Linked DNA regions of Homo sapiens: all the other regions are linked to region 2. Evidence: chromatin loops called from intact Hi-C (ENCODE). Cell type or tissue: heart right ventricle. All regions are shown on one strand.

Region 1 (8,000 bases), 180 kb after region 2:
GGAAGAATTCAACCTTTCTTCTTTCAGACTTTCTCGGGGTGTTTCCAAGAAGAAGTTAACACATACACACACACACACACACACACAAAATAGAAAAATATGTTTGTGCTTACTTGTGTATATAAATATATATACATTGCTATATGTTAAAAGACGGCAAGGAATTGCACTTTTTAATGTTTTAGATGGAAGATTGTATATGTTGTACATGGATGGACTAGTTAGAGGTAGAGTATAGTGGACACATTGTTCTCCTTCAACAAAGCAATAGCATTCTAAACTGAGTCTTTCTGTCCTTTCATCTATATAAGTCAGCATTTTCCAACCTCAGTGGACTTAACACCAATTAAGTTGTGGAGTTTTATATCTCTTTCCCCAATCCTGGAGTGTCATACTTTTAAAAATTTTTAAATGAATTAAAAGTAACTTTGGACTTGAGGGTTTTTTAAAAGTCCTTGAGAGAATTTGTAGCACTGTTAGAGTGTGATGAAAACCATGGTTGGGAATAACACTGTAGGAAGCAACTGAAAGTAATTTTCATTCTGAATATCCAAGTTTCCATGTCCCACTGCTAGAGCCATATTAAAACTCCAAAGTAATGAAACTCCTCAAAATAATTCTGTAAATTACTGTCTTCAGCAAAATTTCAGTTCCTAAAAGAATGCGGAGCGAGCTCGGCTATTTTTGACTTGTTCTCATGCTCTGTCCCACAGTGTGTAGCTGCGTTTGCTGTATCTGCTGTTGCTTCTCAGTGGGAACGGACTGGAAAACCTTTCAACCCACTGCTGGGAGAGACTTATGAATTAGTGCGGTGAGGCCTTTCACTTGCATGCTTTATACAGCGTTGCAGATGAAGAGGAGAAATACATACATATTGGTCATCACGAATAACAATTATATAGGACTGGAGCAAGTTAACAATTTTGATGTTTGTTTCTAGGATAGCTATTATTTTAGAGACTGTCAAAAATACTGAAACATATATAAAAGGTACCATTATAAGAAATAATTGCAAAGATTTTTGTATTCCTGATCACATGGGATTAATCACCCTCCTTTTTTCCTTATGTAGATCATGAGACATGATCGAGTTTTGTTTTGTTTTTTTTTTTTACTTTAAGTTTTAGGGTACATGTGCACAATGTGCAGGTTAGTTACATATCTATACATGTGCCATGTTGGTGTGCTGCACCCATTAACTCGTCATTTAACCTCAGGTATATCTCCTAAAAATAATCATTTAAAGTTTATTAGCTGGGTTGTGGTGGCACAGGCCTATAGTCCCAGCTACTTGAGAGGCTGAGGCAGCAGGATCTCTTGAGCCCAGGAGCTCTGGGCTGTAGTGCACTATGCTGGCCAGGTGTCTGCACTAAGTTTGGCATGAATATGGTGACCTCCCAGGAGAGGGAGGTCAGAAATGGACGCAGGTCAAAACTCCTGTGCTGGTCAGTGGTGGGCTTGCACCCATCATTAGCCACTGCGCTCCAGCCTGGGCAACAGTGAGGCCCTCTTATAAAAATATCTCTTTATTAAAAAATATAAATAAAATATATTAGCATAAGTATATATTGTTTGCATGAAGCCAATGACTGCATCTGTAAGTGCAGTTCTGTTTGCTTGAGCTAGCCTGTGTCTTGTTTATATATGATTAAGGGACTTTATTTGGCTTTAGTTTTTCTATGCGTTCCTCCTCTTCTCTGCACAAGTTTTGATCTCATTTATTCCCTAGATGTTTGAAAGTGGACACACTAGATTTCTCTAATGTAAAAGGAATGATGTGTTTTAAATTTACATGACTAATATTTTTTCATGCAAATCATTCAAATTCATCTGGGTGTTCTTTGTTTTAATTTGTTCAAGTAGCTAGCATTACAACATTGGATTTGGTGGTTTGGGTTGCATTTGTATAATTTCTCATATATGAAGTTGTTTCATTGCAATGAGAATAAAGAATTGTTGGCCGGGCATGGTGGCTCATGCCTGTAATCCCAGCACTTTGGGAGGCTGAGGTGGGTTGATCACGAGGTCAGGAGTTCGAAACCAACCTGGCCAACATGATGAAACCCCCGTCTCTACTAAAAATACAAAAATTAGCCAGGTGTGGTGGTGCATGCCTGTAATCCCAATTAGTCGAGAGGCTGAGGGAGGAGAAGTGCTTGAACCTGGGAGGCAGGGGTTGCAGTGAGCCAAGATCACGCCACTGCTCCAGCCTGAGCGACAGAGCAAGATTTTGTCTCAACAACAACAACAAAAGAATTGTTTACTTTGAAAGGGCAATTATGTACATGTTTAATGATAGAGTTAATTATAATGTTGCTTTTTTTTTTCTTTTTTTTTTTTTTTAAATCTTAAGAGATGACCTTGGATTTAGACTCATCTCCGAACAGGTCAGCCATCACCCACCAATCAGTGCATTTCATGCTGAAGGATTAAACAATGACTTCATCTTTCATGGCTCTATCTATCCCAAACTGAAATTCTGGGGGAAGAGTGTAGAAGCAGAACCCAAAGGAACCATCACCTTGGAGCTCCTTGAGTGAGTTCTGATCAAGCCATTACACTCTTTTCATGTAGACCTGCCTGTAAGTGTAGACATGCACACTCAGCTGACCTTACTGTTCAAAAGCTGGAGAAAAAGAAACAGCTTTCATACAGTGCAAACTGTCTACGTCTATGTAAAAGAATTTGAGAAACATGGCAGTAGCCATTGCTAATTAATCTGGGTATGTGTAAATAGTTTAACTTGATTTTTGACTCTGGTGTTTGGATCTATTTTAAGATCGATGGAGTTAATTGCTTCATGACAGTTCTTATGAAACATGCTTTTTTATATCCTTGTGCCAATGTTTTGTTTACAGATCTTTCAAAATGAATTCACTCTGAGAAATAATGAAATGACAATTGTGTGGCACATGTTAGGCGTTAGATAAATTGGGAGTTCTCTTCTTTTGTAAGATTAGCTTTAAATCCACAATTAATTCCAGTTAGGAGAGAATAAGCATACGATACCCTATCTCTTTAACACTGATTACAACTAGATACCCCGGACAGAAGACAAAGCAACAACCCAAAGACTCTGAAAAGTAGATAGTAGCAGGCAGACTGGGGAGAGAAATCAAAACCTGAACACCAATATGGCAGTGAGTTTACTGGTTTTATATATTTCTCCCAAATCTGGCTCAGAATCAGAGCAGCAAATTGCAGAACTGGGGATTAGAGGCCGACCGAAAAAGTTCTGAGAGTAATTCTTTCTTTCTAATTAAAGGACCTAGAAAGATACCCTTGCAGGAAGTAGAGAATAGGGGAAATCCTGTTTTAATTTTGTCTCACAGCCTTGCCCCAAAGCAAGCACTAGGGTCTGTAGCTACACTCCTGCTGCGATGGTGGCTGTGGCAATCACACACGTACCTCAGAGTCCTTCTCTTTGGCCAGAGAAACTGAGTAAAGGAACCCCTGGGGTTCAAAGAGTGTGAGAGAATTCCTGTTACTTGTTTTTCTTTCTTTTCTTTTACCCCTTTGCCCCAGAAGAAGACCTAGTTGTGGGAGATACAAGACAGAGCAGAGAGGCTCAAACCCCAGCTTGCCAGCCGGAGGGGAGAGAAAGCGCCCCCTGGTGTCTAAGAGTGTTGGGGAAACCACAAAGAGGAGGGAGCTCAAGAAAGGGGTCCCCTGAAGCTGCATTATGAGTTCCTACGCTCATCCCTACACACATGCATTGAAATGACCCAGAAGGGTACACAAGGGCCTCAGGATCTGAAATGCTGTGTGGCCTGAGAGCCAGGTCCCTGGATGGCTATTGAGGGGTGGATCTGAGCAGCACTACAGAGGCTTTGAAAATTAAACTGACACTGGAATGAAAGCTCACAGGAGGAGAGTCAGGACTTCTGGCCTGAAACTCTGTTAATTGCCTACTAAAAAAAATTTTTATCAGTATTCTCCAGAAGAGGTTAAGAGGACAGAGTCTTACAATATTCAGGTGTGCAGAATACAATCCAAAATCATTCAGCATACCAAGCAACAGGAAAATCTCAACAAACTAAAATAGAAAAAGACATTTTAGCCAAAAAAAAAAAATAGAAGTATTTTTGGAAATTTTAGTACTAAAAATATAGTAATAGAATATAATAACTGGGATAGGCTCAATGGCAGAATGCAAATGTCAAAATATGTAAAGGATGTGTATGTTGAAAACTACAAGATACTGTTGAAAGTAATCAAGAATTACCTCAGTAATGCAGAGACACACTGTCTCGATATATTTGGAAGCCTCAATTATAGTTAAGATGTCAGTTCACCCCTCACTGATCTATAAGCAGTCTGTATGAGCACAGTCCAAATCAAAATCCCAAGATGATTTTTAATAGATACAGAGAAGTTGATTCTAACTTACGAATTCTAAGTTTGTATGGAAAGGCAAATGACAGAACAGCCAAAATAATTTTGAAAAGGAAGAACAGAATTGATGGACTCCCACTACCCAATTTTAAGGCTTAATGCTAAAGCTGTTGTAATCAAGACAGTGTGGTGGTGGCCAAACTATAGACAAAGTATAGATTAATGCGACGGGGAAGGGAATCCAGAAATTGACCCGCAGAAATGTGGTCAGTTGATTTTTGACAAAGCTGCAAAGGCAATACAGCTAAGAAGAATAGTCCTTTCCACAGACAACCATCTGTGCTATGGAGACAGTTGGACATCTATATGTTAAAAAATGAACCTCAAACTAGACCTCACGCCTTTTACAAAAATCAGCTCAAAATAGATCATTTACGTAAAATGTAAAACTAAGGGTTTTGGAAGAAAACATAGGAGAAACTCTTACAACTTTGGATTAGGCAAAGAACTCTTATGGATATGATACCAAAATTATAACCCATAAAAGACAAAAAGTGATAAATTAGATGTTATTAAATTAAAAACCTTATATCGAAAGATACTGTTCAGAGAATGAAAAGATAAACTATAGAATAGTAAAAATTATTTGCAAATCATATAGCCAACAAAGGACTTGTAGCCACAATATATAAAGAATTCTTAAAACTCAACAGTAAGAAATGATAAGGTCAGGCGCAGTGACTCATGCCTGTAATCCCAGCACTTTGGGAGGCTGAAGTGGGAGGATCACTTGAGCCCAGGAGTTAGAGACCAGCCTGGGCAACATAGTGGGATCCTTGTCTCTAGTAAAAGATTTTAAAAATAGCCAGGTTTGGTGACATGCACCTATAGTCCCAGTTGCTTGGGAGGCTCAGGTGGGAGGATCTCTCAAGCCCAGGAGTTCGAGGCTGCAGTGAGCCATGATTGCGCCATTGTATTCCAGCCTGGGCAACAGAGTGAAACCCTGTCTCTGGAACAACAACAACAAAAAAGAACAATAAAAAATGAATAGATACTTCATATATATATATATATGTGTATATATATATATATATATATATATATACATACACATGGCAAATAAGCACATGAAGTCAGCTGATTGCAGTGGCTCACACCTATAATTCCAGTTACTTAGGAGGCTGAGGCAGGAGGATTGCTTGAGGCCAAGAGTTCAAGACCAGCCTAGGCAACATAGTGAAAATCCGTCTCTAAAAAAATAAAGTAAAATAAATTTAGCCAGGCATGGGGACACATGCCTGTAGTCATAGCTACTAGGGAAGCTAAGGCAGGAGGGTCACTTGAGCCGAGGAGTTCGAGGCTGCAGTGAGCTATGATCCACCACTGCACTCCATCCTAGGTAGTAGAATAAGACCTCATCTCTAAAAAAAAATAAATAAAAATTTAAAAAGATGTTCAACAGCATCAGTTATTAGAGAACTGCAGAGTTAAAACCACAATGAGCTATCCTATTTATACCTATTACAATTTATATTTATACCTATTACAATGTCTAAAATCAAAATAATTGTAAACATTGACAATACCAAGTGCTGACAAGGATGTGGAGGAGCTAGAAATCTCATACAGGTTGAGTATCCGTTTTTTAAAATATACCAAAAGTGTTTTGGATTTTGAATATTTTCAGATTTTGTAATATTTGCAATATACCTACTGGTTTAGCATCTCAAATCCAAAATTCCAAAATCTGAAATACTCCAGTGACCATTTCCTTTGAGTGTCATGTCAGTGCTCAAAAAGTTTCAGACTTTGGAGCATTTCAGATGTCCAAGTTTTGAATTTGGAATGCTCAACCTGTGTATTGTTGGTGTTGGAATGTAAAATGGTAGAGCCACCCTGGAGAACAGTTTGGCAGTTTCTCATCCAGTTAACCTTATGTTTACCACATGACTCAGCAATATCACACCTAGGTATTTGCCTTAGAGAAATGGAAACTTACGTTCATCCCAAAACCTGTATACAAATGTTTACAGTAGCATTATTCATCATCACCAAAAACTGAAAACAGCCCACATGCCCTTCAGTGGGTGAATGGTCACACAAACTGTGGCATATCCATACAGCGGAATCCTACTCAGCACAAAGACTGATACGTAGAACAACACAGATGAATTTCAGGTGCATTATACAAATTGAAGATGCTAATCTCAAAAGGTAATCTACATTTATATGACGTCTGGAAAAGGAAAAACTATTGCAATGGAGAACAGATCAGTTGTTGGGGATAAGGAGTGAGTTGGAGATCCAGGGATTAGGAGTGGAGAAAGGTTTGACTACCAGGAGAAGTATGAACAAAGTGTTTGTGGGTGGAGGAGTTGTTTAGGATCCTGATTGTGTTGGTGGTGGTTACACAGATCTGTGCAAGCATAAACCTGAGTACCAACAAAAATGAATTTTACCTTATGTAAATTAAAAGACACATATCTAAGGACAAATATATGAAGGTGCAGCGGTGGCTCACGCCTGTAATCCCAGCACTTTGGGAGGCCAAGGCGGGTGGATCACCTGAGGTCAGGAGTTCGAGACCAGCCTGGCCAATATGGCAAAAACCCATCTCTACTAAAAATACAAAAATTAGCCGGGCATGGTGGCACGTGCCTGTAGTCCCAGCTCCTCGGGAGGCTGAGGCCCGAGAATCACTTGAACCCGGGAGGTGAAGGTTGCAATGAGCCGAGATCACGCCACTGCATTCCAGCCTGGGTGACACAGCGAGACTCTGTCTCAAAAAAAATAAAAAGTAAAATAAAACTTTTTTTTTAACTTTTATTTTAGGTTTGGGGGTACATGTGCAGGTTTGTTCTGTTGGTAAACTGTTGTCATGCGGGTTTGTTTCGTCACCCAGGTACTAAGCGTAGTACCCAATACTTATTTTTTCTGATCCTCTCCCTCCTCCAAACCTCCATCCTGAGGTAGGCCCCAGTGTCTATTCATCCCTTCTTTGTGTTCATGAGTTCACATCATTCAGCTCCCACTTATAAATGAGAACATGTGGTATTTGGTTTTCTGTTCCTGCGTTAGTTTGCTAAGAATAATGGACTCCAGCTCCTCCATATTCCCAGAAAAGACATGATCTTGTTCTTTTTTATGGCTTCATAGTATTCCATGGTGTATGTGTGCCACGTTTGCTTTATCCAATCTATCATTGATGGGCATTTAGGTTGATTCCATGTCTTTGCTGTTGTGAACAGTGCTGCAGTGAACATTCCCGTGCATGTATCTTTATGGTAGAATGATTTCTATTCCTCTGGATATATAGGATTATAAAATCAGAGTTTATTCACATAGATGAGTTTTTTTCCTTTGGTGAGCTGGAGGGTACTTTCTCTAGAAAGTGCTAAATAGACTTTTTATTTTGTGTCTCTACTTTAGCTTTTTTTAATGTTTCATGACACTTTTGAATGCTTAAAATGATTATGTACGTAGTTTATTTGGAGTTTGGTGGAAGTATAGAATTTTTTCTTAAGCTGTTACTCCCTTTTAAGAAACAAGAATGGGCAAATGATCCCAATTTTATGGTGAGTTAACATCAATAGAATTTTTAAAGGCTTAGAACGTAGTTATCTCAAGCAGCCTGGTTTGTTATTCTGAGTAATGGCATTTGGAAC
Region 2 (8,000 bases):
ATTCTGGACTTCTCAAATACAGAACTGTGAGGTAACACATTTCTTTCTGTTGTTTTAAGCCACCGAGTTTGTGGTCATTTGTTATAGCAGCGGTAGAAAGCTAGACACTCTAATAGAAAAAGCAGCCTCATGCTAGCAAGCATGTAGGTGTTCTCATTTGTTTTCTGCTGTATTTGCTACTTTTACTGGGTTTTTGCCTTTTGTTTTAAATCAAGTCATTTCCCTCTGGCAGCAAAACTGCTGGGTTTCACTGCCAGGCCTGCCCTGGTCAGACTTGTTTGGGGAGGTGGGGAGGACTAATAGCCTGTGGCTAGAAAGCTAAAGACTCCCAGTGTTCTTCCTCCAAGTTCCTGCCATTCCTCTGGAGTAACTGCCTCTCAGTTTGTTTCTTTAATGGATATCCAGCACCACAAAATGGTTAGTTTTGACAATTTTGTCCAGCTTTATGCTCATTTTTTCAGGATAACAGTTGTCTTATCCTTTCATAGCTAAAAGTTGCTTTACCCCATATTAATGTTTTTTTGATTATTTAAATGATATGCAAAATTAACTATGACATAGAGTGTATTTCTTGTATATTCTAGTTGTTGACCATAGTCCAACATGATACCTAAAGGTTATTTCGTAAGCACGTGATTGGAAGCTTTATGTGAATTTATCATGAGTTAAAGAACAAATTTATTATTATATTGTTTCACACTTTTCATTATTCTAATGACTAGATTTAACTAACTTTTAATACGTTACCATGAGTCAATTCTGTATGTGCTAAGCATGTTTGAATTAGTACATTTTATACCACTCTTGTCTATTTGTTCATAAATTGATACTTGTGAACCAGATATGGAGTCTTAACTCAAGCTGAGAAAAAAGAACCTTTTATAATAAACAATAAAGGTTGTGGTTAATTTCTATGCTTGACTTTGTGGGGTTTCAAATATGAGCTGCAGATGGCTCGATTTGCCTGACTACGTGAACTACTTGCTGTTTTTTTTTATGGTCTTGCTCATTCTTTTCTATATACCTAAGAAAATTCTATTGTCATCTATTTCTACATGGCCCAGATCTACCCATTCAAAGTGCTACTCAAATGTAATATCCATAAATTCTTTCCTAACATCTTGCAGCTGGAAGGAAACTATACTCTTCCAGGATTCCTGGGCACAGTACAGCACTTTCATTCGTCTTCTACCTTGTATTAGTGTTATTTTTGTCTATGTCTTTTTTTTTTTTTTTTTTTTTTTGAGATGGAGTCTCCCATTGTCACCCAGGCTGGAGTGCAGTGGCACGATCTCACTTCACTGCAATCTCCGCCTCTCGGGTTCAAGTGATTCTCCTGCCTCAGCCTCCTGAGTAGCTGGAATTACAGGCATGTGCCACCATAGTGTGTATTTTTAGTAGAGACAGGGTTTCACCATGTTGGTTGGCCAGGCTGGTCTCAAACTCCTGACCTCAAGTGCTCTCAATCCCAAAGTGCTGGGGTTATAGGAGGGAGCCACTGCACCCAGTCTGTAGTCTGTGTCTTAACTCTGCTACTAAGTTGCATTAATCTTGCTAGCAAGGAATTATCATGTCTTGTTTTTTGTGTCCCCATGAGCACAAGGTAAGTTTTACCTCCCATCTCTGTAATCACCTAGATCAAATAAGTTCATTTATCTATGTTCAGCTCTTTACATATTTGGCCATTTCTGCTATTTTCTTGAACTTTGAACGTGAGACCATGCTAAATTGAGCCTTAGTTTGACATGAGCATCAGCATATATACAGTAAGTCCTCACTTAATGTCAATGATAGATTTTTGGAAACTAACTTTTGGATAAACGATGTATAAGGAAACCAACTTCACCATAGGCCAATGCATATAAACAAGAGTTAAGTTCCTACAGAATAATTATAGTCACAAAAAAACATCACTGCCAGGCATAGTGGCACATGTCTGTAATGCCAGCACTTTGGGGCGCTGAGGCAGGTGGACTGCTTGAGCCCAGGAGTTCAAGACCAGCTTGGGCAACATAGGGAGACCTCACTTCTACAAAATCAAAAATTAGCCAGATGTGGTAGCATGCATCTGTAGTCCCAGCTACTCGGGAGGCTGAAATGGGAGGATCACTTGAGCCCAGGAAGTTGAGGCTGCAGTGAGCCGCAGTTGTGCCACCACACTCCAGCCTGGGCAGCTGAGTGAGACTCTGTGCCAAAAAAGAAAAGAAAATTACCACACTTCTAAATGAAGAGCAAACACTTCTGATATTAAACATTGAAATAAATGTGAGCTATTCATACATTTAGAAACATTAGTAAAAACAAGATAATTATTTACCCATTTATTCCAGTTCAGGTGTGAGGGTGGCTGGAACCTATCCCGGCAGCTCAGGGAGCACAGGGGGATCCAGGCCTGGAGAGGATGCATCTTGTCACAGGGCCACTCACATACACACCCACACTCACACTGGGACAGTTCAGACATGCCTGTTCACTTGCTATGCACATCTTTAGGAGGTGAGAAGAAAACAGAGTACCTGAGATACCCACGCAGACACAAGGACATGTGAACTCCAACAGACATTGGCCCCCTCCAAGAATCGATTTTTTTTTCTTGTGAACATTGCAATGAAATGATGTTGAATGAAATGGTGTTGTTTGAAGATCTGCTGTATTTTGTTATCTGTTGTCTTAGAAAATAACATTTAGCTGAAGTTACATGATTGTGTTATGTAGGAAACATTAAAATTAAAAAATGTATGTGCTCAATATCTAAGCATGACTGAATTGTGCAAAGAGTTTGGTTTCTAATTCTCATGAAAAGAATCAAGTTATCTCATTCCTATGTGATCATTTACCATGAAGATAATTTTAAAATATCTTATGATCCTGTGATTCAGTAAGTAGAATGTTGAGTTGAAAAGGGATTTGGCTTATTATAAAGCACTTTAAACTCTTATCCTCTGGAATATTTAAAAAATGCAGCTCCCCAGCTTGGCACGGTGGCTCATGCCTGTAATCCCAGCACTATGGGAGGCCAAGGCGGGTGGATCACCTGAGGTCAGGACTTCAAGACCAGCCTGGCCAACATGGTGAAACCCTGTCTCTACTAAAAATACAAAAAAATTAGCTGGGCCTGGTGTCGGGTACCTGTAATCCCAGCTACTTCAGGAGGCTGAGGCAGGAGAATCACTTGAACCTGGGAGGCGGAGGTTGCAGTGAGCCGAGATCGCGCCATCGCACTCCAGCCTGGGTGACCACAGCGAAACTCTGTCTCAAACAAAAACAGAACAAACAAAAAAATCATGCAGTTCCCCAGCTCTTGAGGCACCTTTGGGCTTTTCTTGGTACATTAGTGCCCCCTAGTGTTCTTTGGTAAAAATCAGAATACCAGAATTTTAAAATACTGTGTTTAGTATTTGTTCCTTACTTTACTTTCAGATGCAGTTATAAAGTTTTTATGCCTTTTATAATCAATTTAAAATAGGAATATGGTATGTATAATGAATATTTGGATTGTTGCACTGACCTTTTAGCAGAATTGAGAATACTTTTATTTTTTTTTAATTTTTATTTATTTATTTAGATACAGGATCTCACTCTTTCACCCATGCTGGAGTGCAGTGGGGCCCTCATAGCTCACTGCAGCCTTGAACGTCTGGGCACAACAGATCCTTCCACCTAGAACTATACGCGTGCGCCACTGTACCTGGCTAATTTTTAAAAATCTTTTGTAGAGACAGGGTTTCACCGTGTTGCCCAGGCTGGTCTTGAACCTTAAGCGGTCTTCCTACCCCAGCCTCCCAAAGTTCTCGGATCACAGGCATGAGCCACCACGCCCAGCTGAGAATGCTTGTAAAACACATGCTTCCAGAGCCGGGTGTAGTGGCTCACACCTATAATCCCAGCTACACAGGAGGCGAAGGCAGGAGGATCGCTTGAAGTCAGGAGTTAGAGGCCAACCTGGGCAACATAACAAGACCCCCTCTTCCCGCCCCCCACCATATCTCTCTCTTTCTCTCTCTGTCTCTGTCTCTTTCTCTATAGACAGGGTCTCGCTCTGTCGCCAAGGCTGGAGTACAGTGGTGCAATCTCAGCTCACTGCAACCTCCACATCCAGAGCTCAAGTGATCCTCCCACCCTAGCCTCCCCAGGAATTAGGACCACAGGCATGTGCCACTGTACCTGGCTAATTTTCTGTATTTTTTGTAGGGACAGGGTTTTGCCATGTTGCCCAGGCTGGTCTGAAACTCCTGGGCTCAAGTGATCTGCCTGCCTTAGCCTCCCAAAGTGCTGGGGTTATAGGCATGAGCCACCGTGCCCAGCCAAGACCCCATCTCTAAAAAACTCAAAGCTGGATGTATGGCATGTGCTTGTAGTCCCAGCTACTCTGGTGGCTGAGGCAGGAGGATCGCTTGAGCCCCAGGAGTTTGAGGCTACAGTGAGTGAGCTATGATGGCACCACCGCACTCCAGCTTGGATGACAGAGCAAGACCCTGTCTCTAAAATAGTAAATAAACAAATACAATAAATGCTTCCTATGTTCTGTGTCTCAGAAATTCTCTCTATCTCACCTAACATACAGAATATATGTATAATCCTGGGCTTTAGGATTTCCTAGGAGACCATTTCTCATGTTTATGTATTGAAGGCCTACTGTGTTTCAGGCGATGCCCAGACAACTTGACACGTATCGTTTCATTTGATGGAGAATGACTGCCTTGAAATATATACATATAATTTGTTCTAGATCTGTTCTCAGGGAAGCTGAGATGGAGATGAGTGGGCAGCAGGTTTATGGAGTGCTCGTGGCATCACACCTGTGCACGAGGGTGGGGAAGAAGTGGACAGGAGTGGACAAGTCAAGTAGTGCTGCCGGCTCAAGCGATGCCTCAGCCTTTCTGCTGTGTGCGAAGCTTTGCAGAGGAGATGATGCTTCAAAGTTGTCCCTGTTGGGGATGAGCAGCCAGGCCTTTATACACTGGGACAGTCAGTCATGGATACGTGGATACTCTGGAAACCCTCATCCCTGGAGGTCTGAGCCCCTGGATACCATGCCCTTCTTAGGCTGGAGTTGCTGCCCTTGTCCATTTACCATAAAAATTGGACAAGAGAATACCAGGACACACCTGAGTTTCTCATCGTATGCTAAACCTGTTCTTCCACGTACATCCCCAATGTGTACAGCCCTACTTTTTTCTGCTGATCAAGTTCAATTACTTCTGCTAAGATGGTGACTATTCTTGCCTGCTGGTCCTTGGATGCAAGGACCCCAATGTTCAGGCAGCCTTTGGTGCCTTCTAGCATACGAATCAGAGCATTATCTTTAGGTGTGGAATAAGCTGCCCCAAAACCTGTTGAAGCCAACCAGGCACTGTGCTCCCTTCTGTTATGGGAAGTGCAAGATGCAGTAATTTATTCTTCTGAGGAAGTGTCTTGTCATTGCCCAGACCAGTGAACTTCTAAAAATTTACTGACATGGAAAAGCTCCTGAATTCTTCCTAAGTTTTACCTCCCACCCACTGGATCAGATATGTCTTACCAAGGCTTTGAACATCCTAGCCTCGTGGAGAAGAAGCCTCTTCTCCTGGTTCTGTTAGCATGATGTTATGAAAGGAAATTAAATTTTGGGACCCCAAACTCATTTTGCCAAAGGGAAAAATCAAGCTGAGAACTGGGTCATGCAAACCTGCCTCCCCCTTTTGGTTCCTAAATAAGGTGGCTACAAGAGGAAAAGCTACATGCCTCCCCCATATTTTGCTCACAAGGAAATTCCTAGTGAGCAATGCAAAGTGATAGCTTATCTTTACAGGTGCAGTCACCCAGGCCCACCACACGCAAATGCATATCTAATTGTTCCCCTGCCCCATTTTGTCTGTGTTATGTAGAATGCAGATTCCCTACGTTTTTCTTCTGCCCCGTTTATGTCATCTTATGTAAAAACATGCAGATTCATGGAGCCAGACAAAGGCATGACTATCTTTTCCCACCCACCCCCTTACCTGAAAATTGTGTACTTCTCAATATCCTGCCCTTTCCCCTTTAAATTTGAAGCCCTCAAAAATCATCTTCAGAGAAAGATGTCTGTCTCCTGGGTGCGTGTCCTTAACTTTGGCAAATAAATCTAAAATGATTGAGACTTGTCTCATCATTTTTCTTGATTGACAATGTTATTGATAAAGTGGACCAGTGTGATTTGCTGCCAGATTCCCAGATGGCATGAGGCGGAAGCTGTACATGTATACTCTTGTCCATGTGAATCCAAACTGTCTTTGATTTTTTTTCCTAATAGGGATAGAAAAGGTACATTTGCCCTATCGGTTGCTGCTTACCATGTACCTGAGGTGGCAGAGTGGCTATAATTGGGGTCACTATTTGGTTGAGTTTCTGGAAGTTCAGTGTCATCCTCCACATTCCATCTGGGTTTTATAGTGGCAGATGAGTGAATTCAATGGAAATATGATAGGGACCATGGCCCCTGCATTCTCTTAGGTTTTTAAGGGTGGCACTGATTTCTGCCATCCCTTCCCATATGGGATATTGGTTTTGATATGTCTTGGCCATGGCTGGGGGTGAGTAGCCACTTCCATTTGGCTCCTATACAATAGACCAAGATGGCAATGTGAGGGTTGTACCAACAACTAAGTGTGTCTATTCCAATTTCATATTCAGGGACTAGGAGAATGACCACTAGGTGTATTTCTGGACCCAACCAGCACCCGCACCGTGAGCCAGACCTCAGCCAGGGCGCCATTTATCATCTCACTCCCATGCATGCCCCCTTTCTAACACAGGGGCCTCATGACATTTTGGATCTCTTGGTGTCAGTGCCAGTTTGGACCTTAGATCTAACAGCTTGTGAGATGTCTTGGTGATCCGCTTTCTCCACTGTATAGTTTCTTGAGTAAATGATCATTGGTCCCTTTGGGAATGGTCGGGGGAATTCACGACAGTTCATGTTTGCTTTGGTGTTGCAGAATCTTTCCCTGGAGGATCTGGCCTCTCCTTCAGTAAATAGTTCTATGTCCAAAGTTGACTCAGGTCCAGAAACTGGACAAGGTATCATAACTTTTTTTTTTTTCTTTTGAGATGGAGTCTTGCCCTGTTGCCTAGGCTGGAATGCAGTGGCGCGATCTCAGCTCACTGCAACCTCTGCCTCCCAGGTTCAAGGAATTCTCCTGGCTCAGCCTCCCAAGTAGCTGGGATTACAGGTGTGTGCCACCATGCCTGGCTAATTTTTCTTTTCTTTTTTTTTCTTTTCTTTTTTTTTTTTTTTGAGACAAGAGTCTAGCTCTGTTGCCCTAACTGGAGTGCAGTGGCATGATCTCAGCTCACTGCAACCTCTGTGTCCCGCGTTCAAGCAATTCTCCTGCCTCAGTCTCTTGAGTAGCTGGGATTACAGGCGCATGCCACCATGCCTGGCTAAGATTTGTATTTTTAGTAGAGTCAGGGTTTCACCATGTTGGCCAGGCTGGTCTTGAACTCCTGACCTCAGGTGATCTGCCTGCCTTGGCCTTCCAAAGTGCTGGGTTTACAAGCGTGAGCCACTGCGCTCAGCCGGTATCATGACTTTTAATGGGGTGACTCTCTTCTGCCTCTTACCTTTCACTGTTGATATCTTTTGATGGTGCAGATTGAGTTGTACTTGGATGGGTCCTAGGATCAGGGAAAAAGAAATGGTCCCCATTAAGAGATGTCAAGAGGCCAGAAGTGCCATGAAAGACAGGTTTTTTGTTGTTGCTGTTTTTTGTTTTTTGTTTTGAGATGGAGTCTCGACCTGTTGCCCGCGCTGGAGTGCAATGGTGCAATCTCAGCTCACTGCAACCTCCGCCTCCCGGGTTCAAATGATCTCCTGCCTCACCCTCCCAAGTAGCTGGGATTACAGGTGCCTGCCACCATGCCCAGCTATTTTTTGTATTTTTAGTAGAGACGGGGTTTCACCATGTTGGTCACGGTGGTCTAGAACTCCTGACCTCATGATCCTCCTGCCTCGGCCTCCCAAAGTGCTGGGGTTACAGGCG
Region 3 (8,000 bases), 54 kb before region 2:
GAACTGCGCACGCGAGGGACCTAGGTTACACGCTCCTTATGAGATTCTAACACCTGATGATCTGTCACTGTCTCCCATCACTTGCCCCCAACCCTATGGGGCCATCTAGTTGCAGGAAAACAAGCTCAGGGCTCCCACTGATTCTACATTATGGTGAGTCGTAGAATTATTTTATTATCCATTACAATATAATAATAGAAGTGAAGTGCACAATAAATGTAATGTGCTTGAATCATCTCGAAACCATCCCCCCATCCCCCAAGTCTGAGAAAAATTGTCTTCCACAAAACTGGTCCCTGGTGCCAAAAAGGTTGGGAACTGCTGCTCTAAACCATTATCCTGTGGAATTATTTATTTTAAAAAAAAATTTGAAATAAGTTTATTCTTTACAAATGACAGAAATAAAACTTCATGATTCATTTGGATTTTACATTTATTTGAAAACTCTTTTCCTTCTTTAAATTGTTGTACTTGAAATAGGGTTGACAGAATGGGCCCAGGTGAATAGTGAGATACCTGAGGGCCATCTATCTTGTGGAATTTTTTCACAGGGTGAATCAATATTCAATAATTATCCAAGATATGTATCTTTCTTTCTTTAATTTTGTTTTTTTAAACATAAAGACGGGGTCTCTTTATGTTGCCTAGGCTTGTCTCCAACTCCTGGATTCAAGCTCCACTGGCCTCCCAAAGTGCTGGGATTGCAGGTGTGAGCCACCATGCCTGGCCCCAAGTTACGTATCTTTAGTGTGTGTGTAGTTTGTCTTCCTCAACTGCATGTAAGCTCTATGTGGGCATAGGTGTTGTCTGTCTTATTCACGGCTGTGTCCCCGACACCAGAAGCAGCCCCGATGTATGGTAGATACTCAATAAATATTAGTTAAATGGATGCCAAACTTAGATGGTTGGGGAAACAGCTCATCTGGAGGTGGAAGAGAGAGTCTTCACATGCTGAAGGGATGTAAGGAAGTGACAAAGCACACACAAGGTGGTTAGGCCAATTCAGATCATCTCTAGGGTTGCTATGTCACCCTGGGATAGGACAACTGATCTGGGCGGGTAGGAAACTCCAACTCTGGAACAAATGGCTTTTTGAATTCTAATTAAAGAGTCTTTGAGATTGTGAAATGTTAAAATCTAATTTACTCTGTCCAGTTAGGTACAGGAGGTATTCTAGTCCTTGCCAGTTTGGACTATGATTACCTTGAGAAAATAGAACATGAAAAAAATAGCCTTTCAATCACCTTCATACAATGGCCATCATAAAGTGTCTTCTTAGAGCTTTCATTTTTAATTTTCAGACCAAGGTTTTCCTGTACATGAAAAAAGTGAATATGGCGCTTTTCCTTTCTTTAAAATACTGTGGTTTTCCTGAGTCAAGGACTAGAAAAAAAGAAAAAAAAAAAAAGAAAATACTTTGGTTTGTCTGAAGACCAATCTAAGGCTTTCAAGGAAAGAACTCCGGGTAAATGAGCTTTCTACTGCACTCAAAGACTATCAGTGACCATTTTAAACAATATTCTTGAAAATATTATTTGAACCATTATCCCAAAGCTAGCAAAAATTTGTATCCAGGAGGTAATGATGATTTATGTTGATATTTACTATGTCTTTTACTATCACTGTTTGCTTGCTTGTTTTTCATGACTCCTGGTACTTTTTCTTACAAAGCTACTGAAAAGTTACTAGTTTGGTTAAATTCACTGAATACTTATTGAGTGCTTGTTTTGTGCTGTGTACAATGCACTATGTGATTCACTTACAAGAAGGCTAAGCAAGTGTAAAGGAAAATGCATAACTAGGCTTTTTTCAGTAGGACTTATTTTCGACACTGAATGGCACACTGAATTATCCTGACTAATGGTTGCTGAAGAGATTCAAAATCATTGGCCTTAGCCAAACACTGTTGAGCATCCTCTTGCGAGGTTGATGTGGTATACGTTTAAGCTGCTATGGGTATACAGTGTACTTATGTTCTTTGGAAACACTCCAGAGCCAGGATGCTTAGGTATAAATGCTGATTTTGCCAATGACTAGCTGTGTGACTTAACAGCTCCATGCCTCAGTTTCCTTCTCTCCCTGTAAGTATGAAAATAATAATATCTGTTTTATAGGATTAGTGTGAAAATCAAATGATATAACTTATGTAAAGGCTTTAGTATATTGCCTGGCGTATAGTAAGCATTCAGTAAATACTATATTATGTCATTTTATAATATATCGCTATTATATATTATATTTTTATCATAGAATTTACAGAGCTGTACAATTAATAAACATTTTACAGTAAAACATCTCTACAGTATATATTTTTTTGAGATGGAGTTTTGCATTTGTTGCCCAGGCTGGAGTGCAGTTGCATGGTCTCAGCTCACTGCAACCTCCACCTCCTGGGTTCAAGTGATTCTCCTGTCTCAGCCTCCCAAATAGCTGGGATTACAGGTGCCTGCCACCACACCCAGCTAATTTTCATATTTTTAGCAGAGACAGGGTTTCACTATGTTGCCCAGGCTAGTCTCGAACTCCTGACCTCAGGTGATATGCCCCCCTCGGCCCCCCAAAGTGCTGGGATTTCAGGCCTGAGCCACTGAGCCCAGCAACTCTACAATATTTCACACAGAAAACAGTATGAAGTTTCACTATTTAACTTAGTCATTATTTTTTGCTGCTTGATATGTGGAAGTTTCATAATGATGCTGGAGATAAGAACATTAGTAAGACACAGTTCTTATTCAGCAGCTCCCAACTGCAAACTCAGCAACTGCTGTGTGGTGGGAACAAAACTCCAGATTTCTTATCTGCTTTTCTAAATGTATATGGTAAACCAATTTTTCTGTTTTCTCATCTCCTGTGACCTCTCTTGGTTATCTAAAGTTCACCCTTGCCACCGTGGTATAGCTTGATCAGTCATGCCCTTTGTACAGTATCAAGAAATCTCAACCTCTTATTAACATATGCACTATCTTTCCTTCCTACTACCTGTACTGCTGTTTTACAGCTACCTACCATTTATTTCTCTTTTTTTCTTTTTCTTTCTTTCTTCCTTTTTTTTTTTTTTTTTTTTTGAGAGGGAGTCTCAGTCTATCGCCCAGGCTGGAATGCAGTGGCTGGATCTCAGCTCACTGCAACCTCTGCCTCCCAGGTTCAAGCAATTCTCATGCCTCAGCTTCCTCAGTAGCTGGGATTGCAGACATGCACCGTCATGCCTGGCTAATTTTTGTATTTTTAGTAGAGATGGGGTTCCGCCGTGTTGGCCAGGCTGGTCTGCCCAACACGACGAAACCCCATCTCTACTAAAAATACAAAATACACCCACCTTGGCCTCCCAAAGTGTTGGGATTACAGGTGTGAGCCATGGCACCTGGCCTGATGTTGTATCCTTGGATGCATAAGTAGAAATGGTCTCCAACAGGAATAGAAAAAAAATGATAGAATAGGGTGGTTCAAGTCACTTTATGGCGTTACTATAGCTATAGATGAACACTAGAGTTATGAATAACCATTTCTGTAGTCAAGCTAATGAAAAGAAAGGATCTCTCTTGGTACAGAATATGCAATATGGACTTAAAATTTCAGTATGTGGTACTAAAATGTAATTTTGACTACAGTGGTCACTTGTGCCCCTTTTGATGGAACAAATTAAATCACCCACAAAAATAGTGCATTGGTAATTGAAATGGAATTAGTATGAGCTAGTAAATAATGTATCTGTTAGGGTTTCAACAGAAAACAAATGGCATACTCAAAGGATTCAACTGAAGACAGATTAAGGAAGGGATGATTTACAGAAGAATGAGCAATACTAAGGGACCACACAAGAGATTAGAGAAACAGCCAGAGACTCTTAACTGCAGGAAGCCATTAGGACCCCAGGATTGAGAATAGTATTATTGGAGGCCAGCAAGAACTGGAGCCATAGAACAGGAACTGCCCAAGAGAAGCTGTGGCTGCAGGAAAATGCAACTGCGGTGCCGGAATTCTCCACAAAGTGTCAGTGGAGGGTAGGGATGGGCAAGGAAGTGATAGAGACCTTTCCTTTCCTCTTTTCCAGTTTCTACTCTCCTGCTGCTACCTCTCATCCTCTGAACCCAAATTGGAAGCCAGAGAGCAAGGAAGCTCTGATGGTTGATCCCTAGAGACCAGCCTTTCAGGACAGAGAGCAGAATAGAGAAGGGCATGGAATGGATTGGGAGGCAAATGTTTCTCCTTAATTGTTCAGTCAACAGTCAAGCTCGAGTTTGAAGGCATTGAGAGAACACAAACAGATGGTGGATTAGTTCGTTTTCACGCTGCTGATAAAGACATACCCAATACTGGGTAATTTATAAAGAAAAAGAGGTTTAATGGATTCACAGTTCCGTGTGGCTGGGAAGGCCTCACAATTATGGCAGAAGGTGAAAGTTACCTCTTACATGATGGCAGTAAAAAAGAAAGAAGGAGAGCCAAGTGAAAAGGGAAATCCTTCACAAAACCATCAGATCTTGTGAGACTTATTCACTACCACGAGAACAGTATGGGGGAAACCACCCCCATGAGTCAGTTATCTCCCACTTGGTCCCTCCCACAACGTGTGGGAATTATGAGAGCTACAATTCAAGATAAGATTTGGGTGGGGACAAAAAGTGAAACCATATCAGATGAGTAGAAGTGATACAAACCGGCTGGGCGCGTTGGCTCACGCCTGTAATCCCAGCACTTTGGGAGGCTGAGGTGGGCAGATCACTTGAGGTAAGGAGTTCAAGACCAGCCTGGCCAACATGGTGAAACCCTGTCTCTATTGAAAATACAAAAATTAGCTGGGTGTGGTGACACATGCCTGTGATCCCAGCTACTCAGGAGGCCGAGCCAGAAGAATTGCTTCAACCTGGGAGGCGGAGGTTGCAGTGAGCTGAGATAGCACCACTGTACTCCAGCCTAGGTGACAGAGTAAGATTCTGTCTAAAAAAGAAAAAAAAAATTGAAACAAACCACTTCTAGGTCCATCCATAAAACCTCCAGTGCAGACCTGCAGGCTCTCTCTCCCCTTCTGCAGGAATTCTGTGATTCACCTATTGACAGTGGTGGTGCTCACAATGGAAGAAACCTGGAGTGGAACCTCTATCCTTGACTGCATTGCATTATGTTATGAAGCCACCGAGGTTTCAGCTTGTTTGTTTCAAATGTCAGATGGGGGTGCAGTGAGAGACGTGATTAACACTGATGTCTCCCTACTGTGCCTCTCTCCAGATTTCTTCTCTCTTCTGGACTTCTGAGCACTACTCTTTCTGTATCTATAAGACATTTACAAGTGGGTATCTTAGATGTCACATCTTAAACTCAACATTTCACAGCCATTTCATCCTAGTCCAGCGGTGTGAAACAAATTTTTTTTAAAGAAAGAACACTTCAAAGCCAAATTCAAAACATTCTTAGGTGGGGAGTGGTGGCTCATGCATGTAATCCCAGAACTTTGGGAGGCTGAGGTGGGAGGATTGTGTGAGTCCAGGAGTGCGAGACCAGCCTGGGCAATGTAGACTCTACCTCTACAAAAAATAAATAAATAAATAAATATTAGCCAGGGGTAGTGGCAACTGCCTGCAGTCCCAGCTACTTGGGAGGCTGAGGTGGGAGGATTGCTTGAGCCCAGGAGTTTGGGATGCAGTAAGCCATGATCACATCACTGCACTCCAGCCTGGGCAACAGAGACCCAGTCTCTAATTTTTTTTTTTTGAGATGGAGTCTCACTCTGTTGCCCAGGCTGAAGTGCAATGAAGTGATCGCAGCTCACTACAACCTCTGCCTCCTGGGCTCCAGTGATTCTTGTGCCTCAGCCTCCCAAGTAACTGGCTTTACAGGCATGCACCACCACACCCAGCTAATTTTTGTATTTTCAGTAGAGACAGGGTTTTTACCATGTTGGCCAGGCTGGTCTCAAACTGCTGACCTCAAGTGATCTGCTTGCCTCAGCTTCCCAAAGTGCTGGGTTACAAGTGTGAGCCACCACACCCGGCCAAACTCTAAATTAAAAAAAAAAAAAACAAAAACAAAAAAGACCTTCCCCAAACTATCTTGCTTTCATGTATACTCTGCCTATCCAACTTATGTATTCATTAGGTTGGTTATTCAAGAATATTTATCAAGACTTGATCTATGCCATAATTTGGCTATATATTGAAGATATAAAAATAAAGAAGACATAGTTTCTGACTTTAAGAAGCCCATAGCCGGTGGGCACGGTGGCTCACGCCTGTAATCCCAGCACTTTGGGAGGCCGAGGCAGGCAGATCACGAGGTCAGGAGATGGAGACCATCCTGGCTAACACAGTGAAACCCCGTCTCTACTAAAAATACAAAAAATTAGCCAGGCGTGGTGGTGGGCGCCTGTGGTCCCAGCTACTCTGGAGCCTGAGGCAGGAGAATGGCGTGAACCCTGGAGGCAGAGCTTGCAGTGAGCCGAGATCACGCCACTGCATTCCAGCCTGGGCAACACAGCGAGGCTCCATCTCAAAAAAAAAAAAAAAAAAAAAGAAGCCCATAGCCTGTCAGAGTTAAACATATAAACAAATAATTCCTGAGAATGTGTTATGTGCTGTGGTGATACGTCAGTTGCATCCTCTCCTTTATACCCCACATTGACTAAGTCACAAGTACCTTATGTTCTTCATTGGTAGAGTCTGCATTCTCAGGGTGTTCTATTCAAATGATAACCATATTGTCTCTCTGCCTCCATTATCCTTTCTTTTCTCTGGTTGATCCCTTGTACACTGTTGTTAGACTAATGTTCCTTAAACATTCTTTGTCCAGGAATATTATAATATTTCTCCCCCACTGAATCAAGTCTCAGTTCCTCTGCTTGGCTTTCAAAGACTTTTGGATAGCCCCCTAATCTGGCTATTCAATATATTCTTCAGGACTCTCCATTGTAACTGCCAAGCCCTGTCTATTGTTACTTCCCCTCATCAGTCACATTAGCTTACTAATGGAGAAACCAAACTCCATGAAATATTTTAAATAGGTTTGTTCTGAGGCAGTGTAAGTCACCATGACCAGGGAAAATGCAAACCCAAGAAGCCTTGAGTAAGTAGTCTCAAGGCAGTCAGATTACAGCTTGGTTTTATACATTTTAGGGCGGCAGGAGTGATAGGCAAAGACATAAATCAGTAGTACATGGAAGGTATCCATTGGTTCAGCCCAAAAAGGTGGGAGGGATATCTTGAATCGGGAGCTTTCAGGTTACATGTGGATTCAGAGGTTCTTTATTTGCAATTGGTTAAAGGAGTAAGGCTCTGTCTAAAACTTGAAATCAGCAGAAAGGAATGATTGTTTGCAGGTGTGACTTAACCCGCCTTAGGTCTTATTCATAATTTGGTATCTTATTGCCACGAAGAGCCCGTTTTGTTGTGTGTGTGTGTGGTTTTTTTTTTGTTTGTTTTGTTTTTTTTTTTTTGACAGGGTCTCTATCACCCAGGCTGGAGTGTAGTGGCATGATCATGGTTCACTGCAGCCTCGACCTCCTGGGCTCAGGTGTCCCTCCAGCCTCAGCTTCCCATGTAGTTGGGACTATAGGTGTGCACCGCCATGTCCAGCTAATTTTTTTTGTATTTTTTATAGAGACAGGGTTTTGTCATGTTGCCCAGGCTGGTCTCAAACTCCTGAGCTCAAGGGATCCGCCTGCCTCAGCCTCCTAAAGTGCTGGGATTATAGGCGGGAGCCACTGTGCCTGACCTTGTCAGTCTTATTATCTCTATTTTAACATTAATGCTGGTCATTGTGCCTAAACTCCAAAAGGCATGTGGTATAATGAGGCATGTCTCACCTCTCTTCCCATCATGGCCAGGAATTCAGTTTTTTTGGTTTTTTTCTAGAGTCTCCTTGGTCAAGAGGGAGTTCATTCAGTCACTAGGAGGGCTCAGGATTTTATTTTAATTTCTAAGACCCTTCACTTCTTTCTATTCCAGTTGCTCACCTTAGTTCAGGCCATATCACCTCATCCCTATACTACTGCAGGGACATCTTAGCTC

What was found. Peaks named below come from ENCODE experiments on the same cell type or tissue, not always from the same donor. Only the 100,000 strongest peaks of a DNase experiment are listed, where the experiment ranks them.
Region 1: it touches region 2 in a loop (3-fold over the local background); 10 of 110 quality-filtered maps call a loop at or near these places.
Region 3: it touches region 2 in a loop (7-fold over the local background); 28 of 110 quality-filtered maps call a loop at or near these places.

What each region holds. Positions count from the first base shown.
Region 1 is chr18:24,172,549-24,180,548 of GRCh38, reverse strand. It overlaps OSBPL1A (oxysterol binding protein like 1A), which reads left to right. Exons shown (of 28, transcript NM_080597.4): 20 at 714-811; 21 at 2,354-2,536. Among named protein-coding and RNA genes, the nearest start is that of CABYR, 37 kb to the right of the region's middle. In heart right ventricle, CTCF peaks have their summits at 3,417 and 3,619 (motif pointing left); a DNase peak (open chromatin) is centred at 3,608.
Region 2 is chr18:24,355,241-24,363,240 of GRCh38, reverse strand. All of the region lies in intron 4 of OSBPL1A (oxysterol binding protein like 1A), which reads left to right. It overlaps LOC124904267 (a long non-coding RNA gene), which reads right to left. Exons shown (of 3, transcript XR_007066312.1): 3 at 3,211-3,249. LOC124904268 (a long non-coding RNA gene) reads right to left here and starts at 3,165. Exons shown (of 3, transcript XR_007066314.1): 1 at 3,130-3,165; 2 at 2,318-2,392. In heart right ventricle, CTCF peaks have their summits at 3,143 and 3,347 (motif pointing left); a DNase peak (open chromatin) is centred at 3,193.
Region 3 is chr18:24,409,337-24,417,336 of GRCh38, reverse strand. No RefSeq gene overlaps it. Among named protein-coding and RNA genes, the nearest start is that of IMPACT, 13 kb to the left of the region's middle. In heart right ventricle, a CTCF peak has its summit at 3,988; no DNase peak of the experiment used is centred here; H3K27me3 peaks cover 1,100 bases.